2 separate regions of the Homo sapiens genome follow, and region 2 is linked to region 1. The links are chromatin loops, found by intact Hi-C in ENCODE. Cell type or tissue: OCI-LY7. All regions are shown on one strand. Each heading gives the region's core, and the rest is flanking DNA. Links, peaks and the distances in the headings are about the cores only.

Region 1 (2,804 bases), core at 46-2,545:
AAAAAATTAGCAGAAATAATCAGAATTCTCATCACATTTAGAAGGAGTCTTGGTTACTCCAAGTAAAAGAATGGCTAATAAAATGCATAAAGTTTTACGGAGGAGGGGAGGAAAATTAGAAATCAAGTTTGATGTGCAATCACAAAACACGGTTTTGTTCTTAATAGTAATTTATATACTTTGAAAAAGGGTGAAGAATATTATAAATGGGACTTCCTCAAATACTGGGTTTCACCTGAAAATTTTAATAGACTTCATCTTTAAAAATGGAAATTTCATTATGTTTAATGACCAATAGAAATGATAGAACTGAAAAAATATAAAAAATATGGGCATTTAAAATATTAAATATATAAGATATTGAACCTTCACATTACTAATAACGTATTACTCAATAAAATATATTTAGTATATAGCTTAATTTATTTTATGTTAATCTCAAATATTAAAAGGAACTCCTTGGCTGGGCGCAGTGGCTCACGCCTGTAATCCTAGCACTTTGGGAGGCCAAGACGGGTGGATCACAAGGTCAGAAGATCGAGACCATCCTGGCTAACACGGTGAAACCCCCATCTCTACTAAAAATACAAAAAAAATTAGCTGGGCATGGTGGTGGGCACCTGTACTCCCAGCTAGTCGGGAGGCTGAGGCAGAAGAATGGCATGAGCCTGGGAAGCAGAGCTTGCAGTGAGCTGAGATCGCGCCACTGCACTCCAGCCTGGGTCACAGAGCCAGACTCCGTCTCAAAAAAAAAAAAAAAATAAAATAAAACATTCCTTATACCAATTGATTCTTTTAAAAAAATTTATGTTAGCTTTTTAAATTGACACATAAACCTAATTGTTTCATCTTCCAAATCACCGTTAGAGACAGTATCTCATTTGATCATTATAAGGATCCTATCAGGTAGTTAGAGCAGATTTGGTAGGCGAGTAAAGTGAGGTTAGGGTTATAGGCCAGGGTTTCTCAGCCTCAGCACTGTTGAGATTTGGGGCTGGATAATTCTTTGTTGTGGGGAGGCCATCCTGTAAATTGTAGAATGGCTGTTTAACAGCATTCCCAGGCCTCTACCCACTAGAGGTCAGTAGCATCCCCCCACGCCCCTACACCACACAGGATGTGACAACCAGAAATGTCTCCAGACATTGCCAAGTGTCTTTTGAGGGGCAAAATCTCTCCCAGCTGAGAATCAGTGGTATAGGCCTACAGTCACATAGCAAGTGGCTGAGCTAGGGCGAGAACCCAGATTCTCCAACTCCTCAGTACAGAAGCTCACGCCTCTGGATCATGCTGCCTATACCACATAGTACCACCCATCTGTCCAGAGTCTTTCAGCCTCAGTTAATAGCTATCTTCTTTTTTCAACACATAATCATTTGCATGAACAAAATGCCTCCCTCCTAGACCTCTAAAGATTTTTTCATATTATGTTTCTTATAATTCTTCTGAATGATTTTTATATAAACTGCACAATAGAAACTGAAAAAGAAATCCACATACCGCTTTATAAAGTTAGCAAAAAGTATCCGATGGGAGAATCCTAGTCTTCGAATTCTTGCTGTTTCCAGAATTCCTGTGTACCGAAGCTGTAGCAGAACTTTCTCTTTGTCATATTTTCTTGCCTGACGCTCACTATTTGGTTTGATGCAACGGACAAAATGAGGTTGGCCCACCACCATTTTAGACAACAAATCCATCAGGGAATACTATAATACACAACAAAAATAAATTTCCCAATGTAGCATACAAAAACGTATGAGCTTGTAGGCCTTTCTTTTTACTACAAGAATAACATTCAAAAAATGAATGTTATAAATGCTCCCATTAGTCACAGTAAATGGAGGAAAATCTGTTTTAATGAACATTTTATTTATAGTATAGTTCTAAAAAATACAGATTTACTTATAAAAATGTAGAGGCAGTAACTAGAAATTTAGCTATTAAAAGTTTGCTTATAAACCATTAAGGCAACTTTAATTAACAGATAAAATTATTTTTGATGTAGTTTGTAAGCAATTATATACTCTTAGGCTAACTTACCAAATTATAATATTATACAATCTTACTAATCCTTCTTATATATTAATTTCCTTGTCCAACTCTCTCTTTATAGATGGTAAAAAAGGGAATACTTTACAACAGACACTGGAGCTTATTGGAGGGTGGAGAGTACGAGGAGGGAGACGATCAGGAAACATAACTAACGGGTACTGGGCTTAATACCTGCATGATGAAATAATCTGTTCAACAAACCTCCATGACACAGCTTCACCTATATAACCAAACTGCACATTTACCCCTGAACTTAAAATACAATTAAAAAAAAGGGAACACCTTAATCCCTGTTAGGATCATCTCTTAGTTTAAAATAAGGACAGAAAAGTCAATAGCGTTTAATATGTAAGAAGTAGATATAAGCAAAGTGAAATCCAATTAAATATTTTCATCAGTTCTAATTTGATCATTTTCTTATTTATTTTTGGATAATTTAAAAAATTCACATAGATATGAAACTGTGTTCTATAGCAATACCTTATTAAAACAGTAGCCAATTACTAGACAAGTAAGTATAACATATTAGGATAATCAACTAAAAGTGGAATCCCAGAAAGCGAGTATCTCAAAGACCAGGATCACATTTATTGGTGAGGTAATGTATGGACACAAATAGCAATTGACGGCTGGATCCCGTTTAGTGTTGGAAATGTAAGAGCCTACAGTCATAAAGCCAGTGCAAAACAAATGCTGAAATTGGCAACCGACAAAGCTCTGAATTTGCATGGCTTCCTCTTGGGCACTGAGGC
Region 2 (2,804 bases), core at 124-2,623, 280 kb after region 1:
AGACGGAGTCTCGCTCTGTCGCCCAGGCTGGAGTGCAGTGGCGCGATCTCGGCTCACTGCAAGCTCCGCCTCCTGGGTTCACGCCATTCTCCTGCCTCAGCCTCTCGAGTAGCTGGGGCTACAGGCACCCGTCACCACGCCCAGCTAATTTTCTGTATTTTTATTAGAGACAGGGTTTCATCGTGTTAGCCAGGATCGTCTCGATTTCCTGACCTCGTGATCCGCCCACCTCGGCCTCCCAAAGTGCTGGCATTACAGGCGTGAGCCACCGCACCCGGCCAACTCCAGATTTATTTGACTCCAAAGTTTGTGTTCTTTCATTTATCCTTACTTTTCCTCAAAAGAAAGGAGGCTAAAGCTATTGACTAAAAGAATGTTTAGAGATTAACAAATGCATTTCAACCCTGTATCCAATTCCTGTTACTATTACCAAAGATCTGAACAACCACAGAAACAGCTTATAACCTACCAAAACTCCAGAAGCAGTAAGTAGCATTAACCTCAAACAGGGAATCCGAACAACAAAATTCCTCTATAAAATATTTAATGACATTTTAACTTAGCATATGAGTAGTAATTCTCCTGAGAATAAAGCTGTTGTCTTGGATGAATATCATACCAGATTTAACTTATTATATGAGTAGTAATTCTCCTGAGAATAAAGCTGTTGTCTTGGATGAATATCATACAGGAGGTTGCTTATGAAACTGACACCTGGAATCCACTCCCACACTTACCCATGTTGTTCCCTTTTATGTTGATGTTACAGCCAGTTAAAAACAATTCTATCTGGACAGGTAGGTATGGTTAATAGCTAAGGTATTGTTAGCCATTAACATTTTGTTTCAAATTAGATAACCAGATTAACAAACTGGCCACTTAATAAGCCCCTCCTAGGAAATAGAAGCTAGGACATGTTAATTTTGAGGGAAGAGGTCAGAAAATTAGCAGAACATTGAATAAGTTTGGGTGGAATTCTGCATTGAAAAATAATTCCTGATGTGAAGAAAGACTCCATAAACCTCCATTAAGATGCTCTTCAATTCTAACATTTTATAATAAAATAATGTTACAGACAAGTGAACATTTTTATAACCTCATTTTTCTTAGGGTCAATTTTGCATAAAAAGAAAGTAAATCAATACCAGTTTCTGAAATTTCGAATATAGGAAATCATGCAAACAAAAACTCCCGCCATAATCCCTTGACAATATCTCTTCTCAGTGTACCCAAGAAGGCCAAAGGGTACCGTGACTGTCGAGCACACCAAGCTCCACGCGCCCTCTAGTGCATCCCTCTGGAAATGCAGCTACTAGTCCTAAGCTTAGGTATTTTCTCTGTTAAGAAAACAATTTCCAGAGCAGCTGTACTTAAAATCTGTTTATCCTGCATAGCCAACTCACCCTGAGGTGTTTCTCCAGGGTTCACATAAATTCGTTAAGTTAACTTAATCATTTCCCATCTATTCTCAAAGTTGACTTACAAGAACTCATAAAATATGACAAAATTGAAAACATTAGGCTGCATTGGATGAGAAAAGATAACAAGGGTGAGGCAAAGTGATCAAGAAATTAAATCAAAATACATGTAAAATAACAACTGACCATCCTCCCATCGATGATATATTTAGCTGTGTATTAATCAGGATGCACCAGGTTCTACTATGGTAAAGACAGCTCCCAAATCTCAGGAGTTTTTGACAACAGTGCTTTAATTTCTCTTTCGTTACAGATCTCAGGCTTATTTTTGGTTTCTAAGCGAATGGAGCAGCCATTGTCACTCACACTGCCTGCCACCATGGCAGAGGGGAAGAGCTTTGAAAAATCTTGCATTAGCAATTAAATGCTCTGATCACATCATTTCTACTCACTCTCATTGGCCAGAACTTGCCTCATGTCTCTACCCACAAGAGAGGGGAAAAGTCAGGTCTTCCATGTGTAAGGAGAGGAGGCAGAAATTTGTGGACAGCTGAAAGCCCACTACAGCGTTCCCAGGCAGGGTCAAAAAGGAAACCAGAACAGATCTGACTCAGAGTGTTCATGAAATTAAAAGCAAATACAACAGCTCAGTAAAATTCCAAGTCTTTTTGATTCTAGGGTCAGACAAGAATTTCTCCAGGATTCCTCATAGGACAAGGTATAACATAAATCATGTCATCATAATGCATTTGTGGCCTTTTCTTATAAGGCTCTTGTATAGGTTTATGACATTACAATAATCTACAGTTTGTCTAAACAATACTCTCTGGAAGAGTCGAATTATAGGTATCTTCCTCTTTGCTAAACTTCTGCATCAGAGACATATGTAAGCATTCCACCTTGCACACTGTGTTTAGTTATTTGAAGGGCAGTGAACACTAGGTTGTGTTCTCGAGGAAGCTTCTGGACAAGAGCTAGTTCTTTGCTTATAGGTGAGAACCAACTCACCTTCCTTCTCCCTTCCCTTCCCATCCCTTCCCTTCCCTTCCCTTCCCTATCCTTCCCCTCCCTTCCCCCTTCCCTTCCCTTCCCTTCCCTTCCCTTCCCTTCCCTTCCCTTCCCTTCCCTTCCCTTCCCTTCCCTTCCCTTCCCTTCCCTTCCCTTCCCTTCCCTTCCCTTCCCTTCCCTTCCCTTCCCTTCCCTTCCCTTCCCTTCCCTTCCCTTCCCTTCCCTTCCCTTCCCTTCCCTTCCCTTCCCTTCCTTTCCTTTCCTTTCCTTTCCTTTCCCTCCTCTCTTCTTCTCTTCTCTTTTTCTTTTTCTTGACAGGGTCTTGGTCTGTCTGCCAGGCTGAAGTGTGCCATCATAGCTCACTGCCAGCAACGTCAA

Evidence for each region. Peaks named below come from ENCODE experiments on the same cell type or tissue, not always from the same donor. Only the 100,000 strongest peaks of a DNase experiment are listed, where the experiment ranks them.
Region 2: it touches region 1 in a loop (10-fold over the local background); 4 of 110 quality-filtered maps call a loop at or near these places.

What each region holds. Positions count from the first base shown.
Region 1 is chr10:26,156,212-26,159,015 of GRCh38, reverse strand. MYO3A (myosin IIIA) reads right to left here. Exons shown (of 35, transcript NM_017433.5): 26 at 1,501-1,706. Among named protein-coding and RNA genes, the nearest start is that of GAD2, 59 kb to the left of the region's middle. In OCI-LY7, for the core only: CTCF peaks have their summits at 890 and 1,093 (motif pointing right); a DNase peak (open chromatin) is centred at 1,105; H3K4me3 peaks cover 383 bases; H3K27ac peaks cover 1,103 bases.
Region 2 is chr10:25,874,238-25,877,041 of GRCh38, reverse strand. No RefSeq gene overlaps it. Among named protein-coding and RNA genes, the nearest start is that of MYO3A, 59 kb to the left of the region's middle. RefSeq lists a silencer at 1,198-1,377. In OCI-LY7, for the core only: CTCF peaks have their summits at 1,075 and 1,295 (motif pointing left); a DNase peak (open chromatin) is centred at 1,261.